Linked DNA regions of Homo sapiens: region 2 is linked to region 1. A link is a loop called in an ENCODE intact Hi-C map of the cell type or tissue named here. Cell type or tissue: MCF 10A. All regions are shown on one strand. Links, peaks and the distances in the headings refer to the core of each region. The heading gives the core; the rest is flanking DNA.

The links. Hi-C counts contacts between places; a loop is a spot of excess contacts. Peaks named below come from ENCODE experiments on the same cell type or tissue, not always from the same donor. Only the 100,000 strongest peaks of a DNase experiment are listed, where the experiment ranks them.
Region 2: it touches region 1 in a loop (6-fold over the local background); 5 of 110 quality-filtered maps call a loop at or near these places.

What each region holds. Positions count from the first base shown.
Region 1 is chr4:77,531,664-77,543,260 of GRCh38, reverse strand. It overlaps a transcript of CXCL13 not described here. Among named protein-coding and RNA genes, the nearest start is that of CXCL13, 68 kb to the left of the region's middle. In MCF 10A, for the core only: no CTCF peak of the experiment used is centred there; DNase peaks (open chromatin) are centred at 4,500 and 4,980.
Region 2 is chr4:77,593,291-77,604,887 of GRCh38, reverse strand. LOC105377296 (a long non-coding RNA gene) reads left to right here and starts at 11,283. Exons shown (of 7, transcript XR_938912.3): 1 at 11,283-11,491. It also overlaps a transcript of CXCL13 not described here. In MCF 10A, for the core only: a CTCF peak has its summit at 5,307; a DNase peak (open chromatin) is centred at 5,277.

The DNA of each region.
Region 1 (11,597 bases), core at 3,560-6,059:
AAAAAATGAAAAAAACAGGAAAAATAAGCACAACCAGAAATGACAAAAGTGACCTTACAACCAATCTCACAGAAATACAAAAAGCCCTTAGAGACTATTATGAACACCTCTATGCATACAGACTAGAAAATATGGAAGAAATGTGTAAATTCCCAGAAACACACAATCTCCCAAGATTGAATCAGGCAGAAATTGAAACCCTGAACAGACTAATATTGAGTTCCAAAATACAATCAGTAATAAAAAACCTACCAACTGAGAAAAGCCCTAGACCAAATGGGTCCATGGCCAAATTCTACCATACCTAAAAAGAAAAGCTGCTACCAATCCCACTGAAACTATTCCCAAAAAATTAAGGAGAGATTCCTTCCTAACTAATTCTACAAAGCTAGCATCACCCTGATACCAAAACCTGGCAAAGGCACAACAAAGAAAGAAAACTATAGGCCAATATCCCTGATTAACATGGATGCAAAAATCCTCAAGTAAATACCAGCAAACTGAATCCAGTAGCACTTAAAAAAGTTAGTTCACCATGATCAAGTAGGCTTCATTCCTGGGATGCAAGATTTGTGCCACACATGCAAATCAATAAATGTGATTCACCACGTAAACAGAATTAAAAGCAAAAACCACATGATATTGTTTGCATCTGTGTCCCCACCCAAATCTCTTGTAGAATTGTAATCCCCAGTATTGGAGATGGGGCCTGGTGGAAGGTGATTGGATCATGAGAGTGGATTTTCCCCTTGGTACTGCTATAGCAATATGAGAACAGACTAAGACACCTTGCACTCATTTCAATAGACACAGAAAAAACTCTCAATTAGACCAAAAATCCCTTCAGAGTAGAAACCTTAAACAAACTTGGTATCAAAGGAATATACCTCAAAATAATAAGAGTCATCTATGACAAACCCGTAGCCAACATTATACTGAAAAAGCAAAAACTGGAAGCATTCCCCTTGAGAACTGGCATAAGACAAGTATACCTACTCTCATCACACCTATTCAACATAGTTCCAAAAGTCTAAGCCAGAGCAATCAGACAAGAGAAAAAATGTAAGCCATCTAAACAGGAAAAGAAGAAGTCAAACTATCTGTCTTCTCTGATGATATGATTCTATACCTAGAAAATCCTAAAGACTCCTTCAAAAGGCTCCTGGAGCTGATAAATGACCTCAGTAAAATCTCAGGATACAAAAGCCAATATACAGAAATCTGTGGCATTTCTATACACAAATAGTATTCAAGCTGAGAACCAAATCAAGAACACAATCCCATTCACAATAGCCACAAAAAAACCCACCTAGGAATAATCTAACCAAGTAGGTGAAAGATCTCTACAAGGAGAACTAGAAAACACCGCCTGAAAGTAATCATAGATGTCATAAACAAATGGAAAAACATTCCATGCTCATGATTGGAATCAATATCATTAAAATGGCCATACCACACAAAGCAATGTACAGATTCAATGGTATTCATATTAAGCTACCAATTTAATTTTTCACAGAACTAGAAAAAACTACTCTAAACTTCATTTGGAACAACAATAACAAAAGCCTGAATTGCCAAAGCAATCCTAAGCAAAAAGAAAAAAGCCAGAGCCATCACACTACCTGACTTCAAACTACACAATAAGGCTACAGTAACCAAAACAACATGGTACTGGTACAAAAACAGACACATAGACCAATGGAACAGAATATAGAACCCAGAAATAAAGCCATACGCCTACAGCCATCTGATCTTCAACAAAGTCGACAAAAATAAGCAATGTGGAAAGGACTTCCTATTCAATAAATGGTGCTGGGATAGCTGGCTAGCCATATGCATAAGAAAGAAACATGGATTAAAGATTTAAATGTAAGACCCCAAATTAAGAATCCTGGAAGAAAACCTAGGAACCACCATTCTGGACATCAGCCTTGGGAAATAACTTATGACTAAGTCCTCCAAGGCAATTGAAACAAAAATAAAAATTGACAACTGGGACCTAAATGAACTAAAGAGCTTCTGCACAGCAAAAGAAACTAACAACAGAGTAAACAGACAACCTACAGAATGAGAGAAATATTCACAAACTGTGCATCCAACAAAGGTCTAATATACAGAATCTATAAGGAACTTAAACAATTGAACAAGCAAAAAGAAAATAACCCCATTAAGAATGGGCAAAAGACACGAACAGACACTTCTCAAAAGACAACATACAAGCAGCCAACAAACGTATGAAAAAAATGTTCAACATCACATCATCAGAGAAATGCAAATCAAAACCACATTGAGATACCATCTCACACCAGTCAGAATGGCTGCTATTAAAAGTCAAAAACTAACAGATGGTGATGCTGTGGAGAAAAGGGAAGGCTTCTACACTGTTGGTGGGAATGTAAATTAGTGCAGCCTCTGTGGAAAGCAGTTTAGAGACTTCTCAAAGAACTTAAAAAGGAACTACTGTTTGACCCAGCAACCCTATTACTTCCAAAAGAAAATAAATTTTTATACCAAAAAACCACACGCACTTGCATGTTCATCACAGAACTATTCACAATAGCAGGCATAGAATCAGCCTAGGTGTCCATCAGTGGCAGAATGTATGAAGAAAATATGGTATATATACACCATAGAGTACTACACAGCCATAAAAAGAAAGACATTGTGGCCTTTGCAGCAACATGCATAGAGCTGGAGGCCATTATCCTAAGTAGATTAACACAGGAACAGCAAACCAGATACCACATGCTGTCACTTCTTACAAGTGGGAGCTAAACACTGGGTACTCATGGACGTAAAGATGGAAACAACAGACATTGGGGAGTACTAGAGGAAGGAGGAAGGAGGCAGGGAGGCAGCAGTTGAAAAATTAACTATTGGGTACTATGCTCAGTACCTGCATGATGGGATCAATCATACCCCAAAACTCAACATCATGCCATATACCAGGGTAACAAACCTGCACATGTACTCTCTGAATCCAAAATAAAAGTTGAAATTATTAAAAAATGTATTTATGGCATATTTCTTGTAAATACCACAGTTAGGTCTTGCAGAACCCTCATGAAGTGTATAAAAATTTTTTCTATCTTGTACTATTATTAGATACCTTAGGTATCTGGCATATAAATTACATAAAGTTAACAGAGATAATCAATCTATAATACTGAACATAAAAAATATCGTGTCTATTTTTCTAAAAATAATTATATGAAGTTAATTTCTTCCTTCATCAAGATTGATACAACTGTCAGCATCTCCCTGTTTTTATGGCCCTTCTGACCCAATGGTCAAGGACAATAATAGAGACTCTTGGTTTTGAGTCACTTTTGGATGCCACTATTACAGTAGGTAGCTAGTCAGATAGGAGCTGAGCAGGATAGGGATTCCCCCCCTACCCCCACCACACACACCAGGAATGTCAGGCAGCCATCAGGTGATGGTAAGGCGGTTGTTAACTGTCTCGCTGAAATAATAATTGGTTGCAGCTGGCACCAGGGAACGGCAATCCCCTAATAAATATAAACACCTGAAACTGGTGATCAGCAGCTTCCCAAAAAGATCTCAGGAATTGGGTGAGCGGGTTCAAGCAAGCACATTAAAATGGTGGAGTTTAACTGGCATATGACCTTCCAGGGACATTCAACTGGTAAAAGAAGAATGCCTCAAGTGAGCATGTGTACAACTCCAGTAAACACACTGTGCATTCTCCCAAGTGCTAGCAGGCCACTGCCATGCGGACAGCCCACCCCAAGGGAAGAATTAGAGGAGAAGGGATGCAGGACCTTGGAAGTACACTAATGTATAAAACCTCAAGTCAAAAGGTCAAACTGGGGCCAGGTGCAGTGGCTCATGCTTGTGATCCCAGCACTTTGGGAGGCCAAGATGGGCGGATCACTTGAGGTCAGGAGTTTGAGACCAGCCTGGCCAAAGTGGCAAACCCCTGTCTCTATTAAAAATACAAAAAATTAGCTGGGTGTGTAGTTTTTATGACTAAAATTAATTGGCCAGTCCCTTCACTGGGAGCCAGGATACCCTAACTCTGGGTGCATGCCTGTAATCCCAGTTACTCAGTAGACTAAGGCAGGAGAAATGCTTGAGCCAGGAGGCAGAGGTTGCAGTGAGCTGAGATCACGCCACTGCCCTCCAGCCTGGGCGACAGAGCTAGACTCCATTTCAAAAGGAAAAAAAAAAAAAAAAGGTCAAATTAGGTCAAACTGTGCACTAGTCTTTCAAGCTGTCCACTTGGCCCTCTTCCAAGTACACTTTCATTCCTGCTCTAAAGCTTAATAAACTTTCACTCTTGTTCTAAAACTTGCCTAGAGCTCTTTCTGCCTTATGCCCCTCAAATTCATTCCTCTGAGGAGACAAGAATTGAGGTTGCTACAGACCCAAATGGATTGGCTGCCGATAACATATCTTGTTGCCATGTGACTTGGATAACTTCCACCACCAACACCACTGCTGTTGGTCTTTGCCCACACGTACAGTGGAAGGCTGCCAGGTTTGGTGAGACCTGATTATCCCCTCCCCCAGTACTGAGCTCAGATATGAGATGGGATGATTAATGCTCTCCTTGGGTATCCAGGTAGCCATTTCTACCAGTGGGTCTACCATCTCTAGTGGGCTTTGTCAGAGTGAACCTGACTATTACCCTCTTCTACCTCTAAAGCACAAAGCCCCTATCATCTTTTTCTCTTCAAATTAGCCAGCCTAATCAATTTTGCTTCTATAGTACAGAAGTGGAAGTTGAGGGTGGGTGTGGAGAAAAGGTGATGTTTTCTGATTTCTTCTTTCCTGGAAGAGTCCACAGCTGTAGGAAAAAAAAAAAAAAAAAGACAAGACATTGAATAAATCTTACAACAATTCATTGTTACACCCTCAAGATAAATAATGAGTCATTCTTCACTGATTAAAAAAAAAACCAAACCAAAACAAACAAAAAAAAACCACAACTCTTTCATGAGACTGAGCAGAAACAGAGCTCTGAGGCAGTCTCTTTTTGTGAAAGCTTCCAGAGTAGCCTATGTAGTCATGAACTGAGGCACCTTCCTGCCTCCTCTCTCATTGCAACCCAAAGACTTCTCATTGCTGAGGTAGGAAAAAGACAACTAAAATATCCAGAGGTATCTTGGTTTTAGGCACAGTGGGTTCAAGGTGTTCCATCAATTCCACTGGGACTCTGGGACTCAGTTTCTCCATCACTGATCTCTGCTTCCCTCTCTGTTGTCTGTGTTCTCAGATTCTTACTCTCTGGGGGCAGAGATGGCTCTAACTTTGGGCTTAGATTCTATAAGCTTAGAAACTGCAACAGAAAGAAAGATACCCTTTTCTGAAGCAATAGCTTCAGGACTGAAGCTCACTGGGTTGATTTGGATCAAGAGTTCATCCCTCTAGACAGAGGAGAAAATGCTTGGGTTGGCCAAATTGAATCACATGTCTACCCTAGGATCCATAGAGTGGAGTCAGACCCACAACAACTGCATGGGTTAAGAATGGAGGAAGAGTCATTATGCAAAGGAAAACTGGAGTGCTATTATCACACATGCACAAAAACCTCAAATGGATGCTGGGACATGGAACACAGTAAAACAAAACCAAACAAAATTGCTATCCATTACACACTCTGTAATAGAAAACATTTTAGAACTTAGCTAAATACTTGGAATCTTCTAACCAAGCCCATGGGGATGGATGACTGTTATCCAACACATTACTGAAGCATGCTCCTCACTATATCTTCCATTGCCCCTCCAGACCTATTCTCTGCTTTGCTCTGTACCCTGTATGGAGTTCAATAACCACTTTTGTTCTCTCTGGCTTCTTTAGGTTTCCCCAATAGGGAGCTCTGACAACAAGCTGGAGGTGTGATGGAGAGGTAGGTTGGGATATTGATTTCCCCTGGCTTGCTCCTTATGTGAATCAGCTGCATCTCTACAACTAATGCCACACACAGCTCCTCTCTGCAGTCGTGTTCATACAGCTTTCCCTCCAGGTTTAGCCAATGACTCTGTACTCTTGTACCTTCAGGTCTAGGGGTTGCAGTAGTACTCTTATAGCTGCCAGTCCCAGAGTAATAAACTATCCCTTGCAGTTTCTTTCTTTATGCCTTGCTCATGTTTTTATAAATATTCCGTTTAATAAACTCTTCATAACACAATTTGAATATGTCTTTTATTTTCTCCTTGAATGTCATTGCTACTAATAGTATTTATCTAGAGGTTGTTTATAGAACCATTGTCTTGGATTTTAATTTTTTGAATGGAAGCTGGGAAGAGAAGACCAAAGTAATAGACCTACTTCAAAGATAATATGCTCTAATAATGTCTCACTGGTTCATGAGAACTCAACAGATCACACCTCTAGTTCATAAAAAAATGAGATAGCTTTTTTTCCTTCTTACCTACTGTACTCACTCTTGAACCTTTTTCTATCCTGATAAAGTCATTCTTTTTAAAGAATTTCTAAGCATCAGAGATAGTTGAATCAGCTATTGCTATTTTTCAGAAGAAAATAAAGCCAAAAAGAAAGATATTTTGCCACTTTTCCTCTTGTTTCTTTGCCACACTTTGCACCTTGTAATCTTCTTCTAGGTGTTATAATAATGGCTAATGCTTATGGAGTATTTACTCTTACCCAGCACCATGCTAAATGTTTTATCTTTATTAACTAATTTGATCTCCACAACAAATTTATAAGGGAGGCAATATTTTTATCCCTCCTTACAGATGAGGGAAGTGAAACACAGAGAGGATAAGGGAGCTACCCAAATTTATACAGCTGGTTGGTAGCAGAGCCAGGATTTGAACCCAGGCAGACTGGCTCCAGAACCTATACTCTTAGTGATTAAACTCTGCTTCTTCTTCATGATGGAGCCACACCCAAAAGGGAAGTTAAAAGTTAACTATGCTTCGGAACACCTCATTTCACAGATTTATCTGAAAAGGATGATTAAATGATTGGTATTTATTATTTATTCCATAATGATCAAAATTTAGGCATTTCAACTTTCATGCCATCTACTTTACATCGTCAATGAAATAAGGCAGAGTGTAAACTACACTGGATATCTGCCAGTTTTGCCAGCTCCACACTCCACTCTATTTCCTGCCCCCAAAAGCTGACTTATATGGGTTACATCACTGGGCTTCCTTTCTTTCTGGATTCCAGTTGGGTTTGGCCAATGGGGAGCACCAGCAGAAGATTGAGAGAGGGAGGGGAGTGAGGTTAGGGTGTTTATTCTATCAAGTATAATCATAGTTATCTATTACTGCTCAACAAAGTATTCTAAATTTAGTGGTATAAAATAATAATTTTATTATGATCAATTCCACACCCAACTTTTGTGGGACAGGAATTCAGACAGCATAGTGAGGATGGCTTGTCTCTACAATGTTTAGAATCTTATCTGGCACTCAAATGCTGAAGGTGGCTTTACATCTGGGAGCTGAAGTTATCTAAAGGCACATTCACTTGAATGTCTATCAGCTGATCTAGTTATTTGTTGGCTGAGACTTCAGCTGAGTGGTTGGTCAAAACATCTATGGCTAGCCTCTCCATGTAGCCTCCTTACCTTGGTAAATTGGGTGAGTTTGGGCTTCCTCGTAGCATGGCAGCTGGGTTCCAATAGTGAGTATCACCAAGAAGCAGGTGGATGCACATGGAATTTTTATGCCCTATCTTTGGAAGTTGCATATGTCACTTCCAACATGTGCTATTAGCTCTGCTCAGATTCAAGGGGAGGAAACATAGTCTCCATCACTTCATGGTAAGAATGTCAAAGTTGCATTGTAAGAACAGCATGTGGGATGAGAATGATTTTGCAGTCATCTTTGGAAAATACAATGGGTCGCAAGATTGAGATTTGAGGACTAAGTTTGTATATACAAGCATGGCTCAACTGGAAAGGGTACGCCTATAAGGGAAGGAATACATTGAAGAATTTATAAAAATGTCAAGAAAGAAGTATGTCACAACTGAGGGCACCTCCAGGGCTTACAGTATAAATGAATGAATGAATGATTGAATATTGAATGCAAAACAGAGTTCCTAAAGGCCCCCAGTTCTTCCCCCAGTTTCTAAAAAAGAGATCTGAATATTTTTAAGAAACTATTAACTTGATCAAATTGTGTGTGTCTGGAAGAAGTTCCTTCTTTGTGGAAGAGGACATTGTGAGGACACTGTGAATTTGGGGATCATTTTAGCCATGAAAAAGCCATGCTTGGTGTTTCTCCTTTTGTAATTCCAGTAATCTTGCTGTAGCATGCAAAGCAGTTTTCAGGAGGGTGGAAGGCAGAATTTACTTCTTTTGTTGTAATGCCAGAAAGGTAGTTACTGCTGTTTCCATAAAGATTTTCAGAGGGTCTCTGATAAATATAAGGCCAAAACAAAGGTTCCACAAATGTGTATAGCTCAGTAAGGTCATGGAATTGTAGAAGCAAAGAGGAGGTCCTGAAGCTTCTTTATGGTCCAACCCCAACATTTTGCAGGTGTGAAGGCAGGAGATGAGAGATTAAGTGGCACACCTGAGGCCTGCACTAAATGGACTTCTGCTGTGTATCACCTGTTTGAAATTGATCCCAACACAAACACTGTTCTCAGAGGTGTATTTTAAAATTAAACTTTATTTTTAGATCATTGTAGATTCATATTCAACTGAAATAATACCCAGAAAGAGATCTGACAATTATTAAGAAAGTATTAAGAGATCTCATGTGCATTTCACTGTTTCTCCCAATGACACATAAGTGGAATCACACAATATGTAAGATGTTTAAATTGTTTATTTCACTCAGCATAATTCTCTGGAGATTTATCCAGGTTGTTGAGTATATCAATAATTTGGTCGTTTTATTTCTGGGTAGTATTTCATGTATGATGTGCCATTGTTTAGCCATTCATCAGTTAAAGAACAACTGGATTGTTTCCAGGTTTGTACTGTTACAAATGAAGCTATTAGAAACATCCATGTGCAGGTTTTTGTGTGAACATAGTGTTCATGTGGGATGAATGCCCAGGAGTGCAATTGCTAGGTCATATGGTAGTTGCATGTCTTTTGTTTTTGTTTTTAAGAAACTGCCAGGTGGAACCAAGATGGTCGAATAGGAACAACTCCAGTCTACAGCTCCCAGCATGAGCAACGCAGAAGACGGGTGATTTCTGCATTTCCAACTGAGGTACCAGGTTCATCTCACTGGGGAGTGTCGGAAAGTGGGTGCAGGACAGAGGGTGCAGTGCACCAAGCATGAGCCAAAGCAGGGCAGCACATTGCCTCACCTGGGAAGTGCAAGGGGTCAGGGAATTCCCTTTCCTAATCAAAGAAAGGGGTGACAGATGGCACTTGGAAAATTGGGTCACTCTCACCCTAATACTGCACTTTTCCAAAGGTCTTAGCAAATGGCACACCAGGAGATTATATCCCGTGCATGGCTCAGAGGGTCCTATGCCCATGGGCCCTTGCTCATGGCTAGCACAGCAGTCTGAGATCAAACTGCAAGGTGGCAGCGAGGCTGGGGGAGGGGTGCCCGCCATTGCTGAGGCTTGAGTAGGTAAACAAAGCGGCCTGGTAGCTCGAACTGAGTGGAGCCCACCACAGCTCAAGGAGGCCTGCCTACCGCTATAGACTCCACCTCTGGGGGCAGGGCACAGCCAAACAAAAGGCAGCAGAATCCTCTACAGACTTAAATGTCCCTGTCTGATAGCCTTGAAGACAGTAGTGGTTCTCCCAGCATGGAGCTGGACATCTGAGAATGGACAGACTGCCTCCTCAAGTGGGTCCCTGACCCCTGAGTAGCCTAACTGGGAGGCACCTCCCAGTAGGGGCAGACTGACACCTCACATGGCCGGGTACTCCTCTGAGACAAAACTTCCAGAGGAACGATCAGGCAGCAACATCTGCTGTTCACCAATATCTGCTGTTGTGCAGCCTCTGCTGCTGATACCCAGGCAAACAGGGTCTGGCGTAGACCTCCAGCAAACTCCAACAGACCTGCAGCTGAGGGTCCTGACTGTTAGAAGGAAAACTAACAAACACAAAGGACATCCACACCAAAACCCCATCTGTACTTCACCATCATCAAAGACCAAAGGTAGATAAAACCACAAAGATGGGGAAAAAACAGAGCAGAAAAACTGGAAACTAAAAATCAGAGCACCTCTCCTCCTCCAAAGGAACACAGCTCCTCACCAGAAATGGAGCAAAGCTGGATGGAGAATGACCATGATGATTTGAGAGAAGAAGACTTCAGACGATCAAACTACTCTGAGCTAAAGGAGGAAGTTCAAACCCATGGCAAAGAAGTTAAAAACCTAAAAAAAAATTAGATGAATGGCAAACTAGAATAATCAATGCAGAGAACTCCTTAAAGGAGCTGAAAACCAAGGCATGAGAACTACATGATGAATACACAAGCCTCAGTAGCCGACTTGATTGACTGGAAGAAAGGGTATCAGTGATGGAAGATGAAATGAGTGAAATGAAGCCAAAAGAGAAGTTCAGAGAAAAAAGAATAAAAAGAAATGAACAAAGCATCCAAGAAATATGGGACTACGTGAAAAGATCAAATCTACGTCTGATTGGTGTACCTGAAAGTGACGGGGAGAATGGAACCAAGTTGGAAAACACTCTACAGGATATTATCCAGGAGAATTTCCCCAATCTAGCAAGGCAGGCCAACATTCAAATTCAGGAAATACGGAGAACGCCACAAAGATACTCCTCGAGAACAGCAACTCCAAGATACAGAATTGTCAGATTCACCAAAGTTGAAATGAAGGAAAAAATGTTAAGGGCAGCCAGAGAGAAAGGTCAGGTTACCCACAAAGGGAAGCCCATCAGACTAACAGCTGATTTCTCGGCAGAAATTCTATAAGCCAGAAGAGAGTGGGGCCAATATTCAACATTCTTAAAGAAAAGAATTTTCAACTCAGAATTTCATCTCCAGCCAAACTAAGCTTCATAAGTGAAGGAGAAATAAAATACTTTACAGACAAGCAAATGCTGAGAGATTTTGTCACCACCAGGCCTGCCCTAAAAGAGCTACTGAAGGAAGCACTAAACATGGAAAGGAACAACTGGTACCAGCCACTGCAAAAACATGCCAAATTGTAAAGACCATTGAGGCTAGGAAGAAACTGCATCAACTAACAAGCAAAATAACCAGCTAACATCATAATGATAGCATCAAATTCACACATAACAATATTAACCTTAAATGTAAATGGGCTAAATGCTCCAATTAAAAGACACAGACTGGCAAATTGGATAAAGAGTCAAGACGCGTCAGTGTGCTGTATTCAGGAAACCCATCTCACGTACCAGAGACACACATAGGCTCAAAATAAAGGGATGGAGGAAGATCTACCAAGCAAATGGAAAACAAAAAAGGCAGGGGTTGCAATCCTAGTCTCTGGTAAAACAGACTTTAAACCAACAAAGATCAAAAGAGACAAAGAAGGCCATTACATAATGGTAAAGGGATCAATTCAACAAGAAGAGCTAACTATCCTAAATATATATTCACCCAATACAGGAGCACCCAGATTCACAAAGCAAGTCCTTAGAGACCTAGAAAGAGACTTAGACTCCCACACAATAA
Region 2 (11,597 bases), core at 3,821-6,320, 61 kb before region 1:
GGACAAGGATGATGTATCAAACCAGACCCACTGATCTGCTAAGAAATCAGAGGTTTGGGCTTCCTGGCGCGATTTCCTAAACAATTTGGTTTTTGCTAATCAATTAGCATTGTGGATGTTTAGCATCCCAGGTGCCTCAGTATTCATGGGGGTAGAAGTGGAGGAGTGGTAATGCCACACAACCTTCACACAAAAGCAGTTCTCCAGTCAGCCTGAACGCAGTGACAGGGCACTCATTGATCTTGAGGCAGGTTATTCTATTGTTTGGCACTTCTAGTTGTTACGATGTTCTTCCTTATGTATATGTGAAAGCTGCTTCCCTAGCAGTTTGTTTATGCTTGTGTTGTGATAAGGGGTTGAATTTTGTCCTAATTCAACCCCTTATCACAACACAAAACAATTCTAAACAGTCTTCTATATGATGGCAATCCAAATATATGAAGGCAGGGTGTGCCAGTTGTGTCCTCTGCAAAGCAGATGCTGAGATGGACATTGGAGTAAAAGAAGGTTATTCAGAACAACTCCTGCGATAGACAGAAGGAGGAAGGAGGCTGAATTGGGCAGGGGGAGCCTCAGATTGCAATGCTGATCTGGTGAAGTCTACAACAGCTCAGTGGGGAGCTCCAGAGGAAAGACTGTTTATTAGAGGGGCCCATGGTGGGCAGAAATGTTCAGACTCTTCTACCCCAACCGTGCTCGGTCCTTAGCTGGGCCTCCTCAGAAACAACATGGTCTCTGGTTGAAAGCTGAAGCAGAGCCCGAGGAGGTTATCAGTAGAGGCTGTCAGCTAACTGCACTCCTTGCCGCTGGCCAGCAAGTTATTTCTTTAAGAGAGAGTTGAGTAGGCCACCTTTGAGTGTCACTCAGGGTTATAAACTAGAGGTTAACAGCACAAAGTCTGAGCTCAGCCTGGCAATGACTTTGGACAGGTCACTTAATTTCTCTATGCCTCATATTTACCACTTTCCACATGAGGATAATAGGAATTCCAAAGGGTTGTTTGGAGAAGAAAGCACCTGGTATATGTAGAGGGTTCGGCCAAATACTGGCATGTAGAATGTATTCAATAAATAGCCTGCCTGTCTGTCTGACTATCTAATCTGTTTGGGAAAAAACTGCTCCATTGCTTCTACATTTCTCAAAGTGAGGTGTTTAGGGATTTAACTCTTCAATCCATCCACCACCCCCATCCATCCATCTGTCCATCCATCCATAAAAGATCTTACTAACTTCCACTCCAAAACCCACTTCAAAAGTAAATACTCCTATTTCTTTGAATTGATAACAGTTTGAAACTCTCTCACCATCTTGGTTTACCTTTTTGAAACCTGTTGATCTTTTCCATTGTTCCTCATAAATTATAACTACCTTCCCTTTTGCCTCTCCATCACACTCTCTGACTCACAGCCACAGACACGCATACACTTAAATGCATACATCTGAACATTGTATTACCTCAATTATGGCTTTGCCAGTACAAGCTAGAGGAAGCCCATTACCTCCTTTGTCCTAGCACTATTCTTCTATTAATAGATTCCTAGACTGAATAACATTATTCTAGTCACTTATATTGAGTTGGTAGGCAATAACATTCCTGTTTTTGAATGGTCAATTTCTTACAGTGTCTAATTCATTTCACTCTTTTGTGATATGATCTTGAGACCCAAGTATAGAAGTTTTACATTTACCTCTAAGTACTATATATTTTCTTGTGAGAGCAAAAAAATGAGTGATACTGACAAGAACGGGAAGAGTATAGGGACAAAGTTACCTGAAAGAGAGCTCTGAATAAACCTAGGAAACTCCTAAATTGGCTGCTATTAAAAATAGGACCACCAGGTCAAGGAACTAATTGCAGAACAATTCTAAAATCTGACTTCAGTTTCTTTAATGCCCAGAGCTCTGGATTTAGCTTATTTAGACCAAAGAAGCCTTATTCATGTCTGCCCTAAGATGGGGCTGGAGGTTGGGCAGCTCTCTGATAGCCAGATGATTCTAGAAGTTTCAAGTCCAACACTACATGATATCTTATGGTAGAGGTATAAATTTCAAAAACTCTGATGACAAGAAGAAAAAATATTTAAACAAATAGATTTAAAACTCAAATGGAAACAATTTATTTTTAAAATAGATTTTATAGATACCCTTGTTTAGAAACATAAAAATACATAACTTGGTTTATATCAAACCTGATTTTTATCATCAGATACATAAAATGAGAAAATTATAGGGAAGTTTTTTTTTTGCTTCACTTTGGAATCGAATCAGATTTTCTTTCCAGACCCAAGCATAACTGGGTAATTTAGAACCTTGGTACTTAAATTGTGATCCAAGGACTGGCATCATTAACTTCACCCGAGAGCTAGTTTAAAATGTAGAATCTCAGGTCCTGCATTCAACGAGATTCTCAGGTGGTTTGAATGCATGGGCCTGGTCTAACATAAGCTGCATAGTTTGCTGTGGCATGCTATTTCTGGATAAAGATATTATGCACATTCAAATTATCTTCAGAGATATGTTTGGACAAGACATTTCCTCAGAAAATGATGCATAGATACCTTATTTTAGTAAAAGTGGACAGGACACATCCACTGTAGATGTCAGTACTCACTGACATCTAAATGCAGAGCAGTGACAAGAAGGAAACTCTCTCTCAAGATATCAAAAAGTGAAATGTCACTAAAACAGTGAGATGGCATAATTGGACAAAGTATCTGACAATCTAGGTAGTCAACAGGTATTAAACAGAGAGTTAACGGTAGAGTTTCACAGTGATTAAATAAAGTAGTTTGTAGTAAGAGATAGGACAAATGTCACTGTGATACAATTGAGAACATTTTCTTTCATGCCACTCAACTAGAAAACAGAAACTTACTGTATCCTGTTAACACATGTTTTAACCTGCTGAACATCTGACATCTGTTTGCTCCCACATAACTTTCAGCACAATAGAAAAGTATTATAACCTTGGAGGTGAGAGCTCAGGCTCTGAAATCAGACTGGCTCGGTTTGTATCCCGACTCCAACACTTATTTGCCTTGTTAACTTCCCCAGGCCACCAGTATCAGTAACATCATCTCAGGGGATTGTGTAGGTTACATAACAGTGCTTGGAAAGTGTTTTACTCAGTGTTGGGCAAATAGCAAACACTTCAATAACTGTTAGCTGTTTCTTTTTAACCTTTGTGAAAACACAAAAACGTGAAGTACATGAAAAAGTAACTTTGCTTAGTTTGCAAGTGAAGCTCCTGCTGTGAATTAAAATGTCACAGCATTTAGGTTTCCAGTAGGCACATAGGTGATACTTTGAGATTATGACTCCAGAGTTCTCTGGTTAAAGAGCTGTTCTTCTTTGACGCTGATCATCCACACTTTGTTTTTACCTACTCTCCTCACAAGTTACTTGTAGAGGTTTGTTATTTCATACAAATGTACTGAAGTTTTACACAGGGGGTGTTTTATTTTTTTTCATCATTTTCTTTTTATTTTACCATTTTTTAAACAGCTTTATTGAGGAATAATTTATATAAAAAGAACTGCACATATTCAGTGTCTGCAATTGGATGAGTTTGGACAGTGCAAATCCTGTGCATTTTGCCATCATTTTCATCTTGAGCGAGCTGCTTTCAACAGCCTATTTTTTGCCACACCATGATTTCAAGACCTATACCTGCAGAAAAGACATTTTTCAAAGGTAATTAAATTCATATTTCAAGTGTTGTTTAAACCCAACTTAAATGCAGGGAAGCCACCACAAACCTAAAACGTGTGTACCGAAAGCTATTACCTTGTAGGGTGGTGATTCCCCAAGAGACTGCTAGGTGGCAGCATTACTTACAGAAACAGTTTGCGGGAAGGAAAAGGTCTGTCCTCAGGTAAAGAAGACCCTGCCTGTGTGCTGACCAGAAGGGGTGTGTTGCATTATTTCAACATTCAAATCATTTATTTGATTTGACTTATTGCTTTAAAAATATTGTGAGGTTTGAGATTTTTTTGATTAGGCTGAAATATTCATGAAGGAGGGGAGAAAAACCCCTAAAAATCTGAAATAGTCCAACAAATTCTTGCCCAAATCCAACTCCTTATTCCTGAGGTTGCAAAATCAGATTGCATATTGGTCCTCTGGCATGAGATCACATTCGGCCTCAGCAGTGGCTGGGCTTGTACCTTCTGTGATTAGAAAGATTTCTGAGAACAGTGAGGCCACCACATACCAATGTCAAAGTGATCAAGCAATTGTGCTTTTGCTTTTAAAGCATAGTGCATGCAGTGAGCATTAGCAAAATACTCATCTTGTTTCTCCTCTACTGACGCTATAATGTAATCATATGTCATCATATATAATCATATGTCATGTAGATAATAAGTCATCATCTACTTTTCTCATTCGGCATATATTTATGTTATAACCATCAATGAAGACCTGGACATTATAAATAAAAGTCAATAGTTTCATTTTCCAGCAAGAGAACCCTTATGCAATTTTGAAAGTTTTTGGCATATCACTTTGTTCCCTTGATATCAGCTAATCTGCAAACCTCAGGTGCCCCCAAGTAATCTTCTCAGTGTCATATTGCTTTGCTCTTTTCTCTTCTTCATCTAACTAGCTATTCCGCTCCTCTCACTGTGTACTCTCTCCCTAGGGGTGTGTGTCTCTTCCCAGTCCTTCAAGTTTACATGTAAGTCCTCTCACATTGGTATCTATTCAATAGCCTAATTACTGGTCATTTCTTCATAGAGGCCTCCTAGATACTTCTCACTAATCATATTATCCCCAAACTGAACTTAGTGTCCTCAAAACCTGCTCTATCTCCAATATTCCAAGTCTTAGTAAATGGTATCATCATTCACCCAGTTGCTCAAAAATTTGCTTAAAAACCAGGGAAGTTATCTTGAACTCCTTCATCGCCTTTAATCCCCATATCTATTTGGTCTCTAAGAGCTGGCACTTGTATATCTTAAAATAGCCTGACTTTCTCCACTTTCCTCCCGTTTCACTGCTAGAAACTATTCCCAGCCACCATTGTCCAACTACTTCAATAGCTTGCTAACTGCTCTTTTCCCATCCCCAATCCCAATCCACTTTCCACACTGCAGCCAGAACCATCTTCTCAAAACACAAAGCTGTTTGTGTCTTTGCTGTGCTGCAAAGGCTTCCCACTATCCCCTGTGTGGAGAAGTCCTTAGTGGATCCTGGTGCTCTCTCCAACTTCCTCTGCTGCCTCATCCCTTTGCTGTCCACCCCAGTTCTCACAGATGGGGTTGAGGACTCTTTGCAATCACTTTGACCACCACTAGGGGCCTGAAGTTCACAGGTTGAATATCTTCTCCAAGTACTCCAATTTACGTTCCAAATGAATACAGTCGGCCTTCCTTATCCATAGGGTTTCACATCTGTGGATCCAACCAACTGTGAATCAAAAATATTTTAAAAAGGACCATGTCTGTTCTGAACATGTACAGATTTTTTTCTTGTCATTATTCCCTAAACAATATAACTATTTACATAGTGTTTACATTGTATTAGGTATTATAAGTAATCTAGAGATGATTTAAAGTATACAGGAGGATGTGCACAGGTTATATGCAAATACTACCCCATTTTATATCAGAGACTTGAGCATCTATAGATTCTGGTATACACGGGAGTCTTGCAACCAATCCTCACGGATACCAAGGAAGGTTCATTGGCAGTACCTAGATATTGTTAATGTTTTTTTTCCTCTAGCTCTACTCCTAAGACTCCATTTTTATTTACCTTCAGTAATAGTGTTGGGGCTGGCCGGGTGCGGTGGCTCATGCCTGTAATCTCTGCATTTTGGGAGGCTGAGGCAGGTGGATCACCTGAGGTCAGGAGTTCAAGACCAGCCTGGCCAATATGGTGAAACCCTGGCTCTACTAAAAATACAAAAATTAGTCGGGCATAGTGGCAGGTGCCTGTAATCCCAGTTACTATGGAGGCTAAGGCAGGAAAAATCACTTGAACTCGGGAGGCAGAGGTTGCAGGGAGCCGAGATCATGCCATTGTACTCCAGCCTGGGTGAGACTCCATCTCAAAGAAAAAAAAAAATCATTGTGTTGGGGCTAGGCCAAAAATGGGACATGAATATTTTCAAAGCTTAGAGTTGGGCGACACCTCACCTTCCTTCTGTAGAATGTGTTCACTATGGAGTCTCAATGTGTTAGTGTATAACGAAGAAAAGTTTTCCGCAATAACCTGCCACTCTACTATATTGCCTCTCCCTTTCTGGTGGTGTAGCATCTCTCATGAGGCATCTTCCAGATTCCATAACATCTTTTTGTCACTTTTTGTTATTCAAATAGTCTTATTTCTTTGTTGAATAAATTTCAATGTTTGATTCAAAGCTCTTCTCTCTTCCAGCTAACATAGATGAAAACTTTGACTATAGAGGCTTGGAGTGGGTGAGAAAAGCATAGTCTGGTTGTTCTATACTTCCCCTTCCCTCTTCCAGGCTCTGAAAGGGACGAAGGGATTGGGGATGGAATGGTTATCTTTCATGGCAAGACGACAGGCACTATCCAGCCCTGTTACTCCCCACTGCTCTCTGTTAACTCTATGGATGTGGCTGAATCTCTCTGCAGAGTCTCCCTAATACAGTGCAAACTAATATGGCAGACTCGATTCTGAACCAACGGCTTCCGCAAATCTTCAGCTGCTACCACAGGAGCATATTCCACAGCCCCTTGTTGCTGGGATCCCCTTGCTCCATGCCAGTCCTTTGGAGGCAGTATACTGTCAAGACAGGCAAGCCTGGTCATCTCCCGCAGTGTCCACATGACCCACAGAAGACTTGCTTTGCCAGACAGTAGAAAAACAGGCTGACTCAATGGTTCCCTTTTCTCAGCTTCTTGTCTTCCTGTCTCCCCTTCTCCAAGCTCCAATGACATCAAGCACTCTGCTGCTTTAGTGGCTTGCCAAAGTTCCGAAGAGAAATGAGAGGGCAGGGATTCTCTTATACACCTGGCAGTCTCCCAAAGCTCTCTCACCTCTCCTAGTCTTTTCATTTCATTGACTTAGGTGCTGGTGGTGGGCAGGTGCCTCTTGGTAGTCCCTGTGGGTGGTCAGCCTTGGTGCTGCTGGTGCTTTGGACATAGAATGTGGCCACAGAGCAGATCCTGTTGCCCACCCAAGAGCCATTTGTGCACTTCCACCATTCTAATAGACCCTATTCATTTGAATATTCAACTTCTTCCATATTCCAAGACTCTTGGTGGGGAAATCTTTATTTTCTTAAGCCAACCATGAGAATTTCACTTTTCTAAGGAATTGGGGTCTGGGAAAGAACTTTTTTACTTTAGCTCTTAAAACAGGGATAATGTAAAAGGCGGCCCCTTCCTGCCTTAGGAAATTGTCCTCAGGCTAGATTCACTCATGGCACAAAGTGGCTGCATCAATTCCAGATGTTACATCCAGGTTCAACAAAACCAACACATGGAGAAGCTCCTTGCCAAAAGAATGGAAATCTTTTTTAAAATGACATATTGCTTTAGTTTATGCAAAAAGATTAAAAAATATACTATTCAAAATGAATGCATTCCTTTTGCCCCCAGGGGAAAACCTAAGTATCAATACATTAAAAAAAATATGATTTACACAATTAGCTGGGAAGTCTACAGAGCTTCAATCTAATAATCAGTAAAATATTCCCTCTGAATCAATTAAAAATGTTTTTAAGTAATCTATCATTTTTTAAATGTTTCTCTATTTCCCCCACCTCCTCACCCTTGATAACCACTACTCTGCTTCTATATGTTTGACTGTTTTGGATTTCACATATAAGTGAGATTATGCAATATGCTTCTTTATGTGTCTGGCTTATACTACTTAGTGTAATGTCCTCCAGGTTCATTCGTGTTCTTGCAAATGGCAGCATTTTCATCTTTTTAAAGGCTGAATAATACTCCACCGCATGTATAGATCACATTTTTCTTTACCCGTTCTTCCATCAATAGACACTTAGGTCATTCCCACGTCTTGGCTATCGTGAGTAATGCTGCAATGAACGTGTGGATGCAGATATCTCTTCAGGGTATTGACTTCTTTCTTTTCTTCTTTTTCTTTTCTTTTTTTTTTTTTTTTTTGAGACAGAGTCTCACTCTTGTTGCCCAGGCTAGAGTGCAATGGCGCGGTCTCAGCTCACTGCAACCTCTGCCTCCCGGGTTCCAATGATTCTCCTGCCTCAACCTCCCCAGTAGCTGGGACTAGAGGCACCCGCCACCATACCCAGCTAATTTTTGTATTTTTAGTAGAGATGGGGTTTCACCATGTTGGCCAGGCTGGTCTCTAACTCCTGACCTCAGGTGATTCGCCCACCTCAGTCTCCCAAAGTGCTGGGATTACAGGCATGAGCCACTGTGCCCAGCCCAAGGTATTGATTTCATTTTGTTTGGGTGTATACACAGAAGAGGGATTGCTGGAGCGTATGATAGTTCTATTTTTAATTTTGGAGTAACCTCCATACTATTTTCCAAAATGACTGTACTAATTTACACTCCCACCAACAGTGTACGTGTTCCCTTTTCGCTACACTCTTGCCAACAGTTACCTCTTGTCTTTTTGATAATAGCCATACAAACAAGTGGGAGGTGATACAGAGATGGTCTTACTCAAGACAAAACCTATACCTAGCAATTTTGGTTACTTAGAAAATCATCTTAATGGACACACACTGTTAGTGTTTTTGCTTGTCAGCTTTAGATCTTAGCTCCCTTCCGGGACAACAGGAAAAATTCCATTGTATTTCTTGTTATACTGCCTTCTATCTGCCTCAGTAATATGAAAAGGGACTTTGTTTTGTTTGCAAAAAGTAACAATTTGTTGAGTATGATTAGGTCAACAGAGGGAGTGGTTAATTCCCCATTTGTACCCAAGCTGAAAGACTGTTTGGACCCATGGGAGAGGTGTTTGAGTGCCAAATTGAGGAGCCTCTATGTGATCACATCTCTGGATGCAAGCATGCTTGTTTGGAGCCCAGGGGACATTGTCTTAGGAAGTGGGACAGAAAACTGGGGAGAGAGTCCTTCCCTCTAACTGCTCTGCAGACAACAGTATAGCTCCAAGACTGTGAAGGCTCAGGGTGACAGAACAGCATCCTCACAGGAAGCCTCCACAGGACAGCAGTGATGCTTTTGATAAGAAGGCTAGAGCAAAAAATCGCCAACAGTATTGTTTCATTATTAGGGTGCTCTTTGGGGGTGCAGGACAGAGGCCCTATAGGCAAGTAGGACAAAGTTATATACGTGGAGTATTAACACCTACATGACTGCATTTATATTCAAAGTCTGTGGCTTTCACACTTTTATGCCATACTCTCCTATGTGTCACAAACAAAGAAAGGCTTATTTGATCTTCCCGCATGGTTCAATTTTACTCAGGGTCCAAAAGTGAACTAAATCATGGCCATTGCTCTGTTCTTGCCTTCAGATGAGCAAACTATCTTGCAGGCAATAAGCAATGTACAAAAAAGATGTGGTCTGTGGTACCGAAATTTTAGCATCCTTAGTGTGTGTACTTGGGTTTCTAAACTCAATACATCCTGGCCCTGAGTTTAAAAGTACAAACTAGGGATACTTTTACTCAAGGTGTCTCAGAGTGGTGGAAATTTTCTAAGACAACATGTTTTCTTGATTATAGCATAAGAGGTCTTAGAAGATAACTCAAAAACAGCGGCTGCCCGTAGTACATTAAGTGAATGGAAACTAGGGGGCCATGCTGCCTCCCTGATATGCAAAGGGACTTTGTGTCACTGGTAAAAAAAAAAAAAAAAAATCACCTAAAACCAAAAATGATGTGCTGCTGGTAAATGCTTTACAACCAGCTTTCTGGAAAATATAAAGTTCTGACTCATGGCATTTGTCTATTTCTGTGATGTACATACTCTTACCGTGGCCAATTTTTTTCCCTCTATTTTTCTGTATTTTATTTTCTAATTTTTATTATTTTTTAAAATTTTATTTTAAGTTCTGGGATACATGTGCAGGACGTGCAAGTTTGTTACATAGGTAAACAGGTGCTGTGGTGGTTTGCTGCCCCTATCAACCCATCACCTAGGTATTAAGCCTCACATGCATTAGCTATTTATCCTGGTGCTCTCCCTTCCCCAGCCTCCTACCCCGACAGGCCTGAACAGTGTGTGTTGTTCCCCTCCCAGTGTCCATGTGGATTATGGCCAATTTCAAACCACCAAAATGAGGTTGTTGAATGTGGACCTGGGAAAGATGAGCCCCATGGCCCTCACTGGCATCAGTATGCCCCTGGACCTGCCCAGCTGCCTGTCAACAGAGCCCAGGCCACTGTGCCTGGGATTTGTGACATGAAATGTTTTATTATGGCCAGAGGGAAGCTTTTGAGCTATGTTGATGCCCAATAGCTCTAATAACAAGCTGCTAAAATGGGTAATTTTGATGCAAGTATTGGGGGACTTCCTGACCAGCCTATTGTCTCATTATTTTAATTGTTGTCCCTGTTTGTAGAGGAGACAAATGGCTCCAGTGATCTGTACTCCAGATAAGTGGTGCTACCAGGACCTTTGCCCTGGGCTTGAGGTACTTAAGATGGCTCTGTGGACCCAGGTTTTCAGGGCAGAAGGAGAAACTGGACCTCTATGGACTTGAAGCAAGTTGGCTAAGAGCTCACTCCTCTCGTCCTCTGCATGACTGACTCTGGCAGCCTCCAGAGATAGACATGCATGACTCAAGCCAGCTCCCTTGATTAAAAGTCCAGTGCTTTTTGCATCACACTGGAATGTGGAGCCCCCAAACACTTACACCTGCAGCATGTATTACCAAGAGGCAAATGTCACTTTTTAAAGCAAAACATCCTTGCCTACTACGGCATGGCTTTCATTATAAATTCCACATCAGCCAGCAGCAATGCTGACCTTTTGCTGCTGCTCAGAGAGAGGCACTGCCCCAGTTTATCCTCTAACTCAGCCCAATCTCTGTGTTCTGTCCTTAATAGCTGTTAGAAATACCCCTGTCTTTTCACTTTCAAGCTACCACCTCTGGGGTAGCACTCGTCCTCACCTCTCCTCGACTGGTTGATGACAGAGCTTTTTGCCCAACTGGTGATACCACTGTGACATATGTTCTTCTCTGCAAGAGCACCCTTGTCTTCAAGCATGCCAAGATTTTCACCAGAATCAAGAGACCTAGATTTAACAGCTCATTCTTCTTAAACTGACCATTTAAATTTTGAGTTCCAAATGTTCTCATCTATAAAAAGGGATATGCAGGGATATTACAAGAAGTTAAGGTATGCGAAAGTGCTTAATAAAATGTGAAATGATTTTCAAATTTAAGGTAGTTTTCTATCTCATCATTGCTCCGCTTATGCATTTCCATTAACTTTTATTCTGGAGTCGACTTCCTCAAAGCCACATGAGTTGACCAGCTTTGCTTTGGAAGGCCAAGTCTCACGGGGATGTCCACTCATTCATCGTGATGGCACCAGTGACGACTCTCGAACTTAGGTATGATTCCTAATACAGGGCACATATGGGAGATGATGTGATGCAATGATTATTACTGCTCCTTCTTACCATAAATTGGAAGTGATTCTGTTCTTTCAAGCCTTGT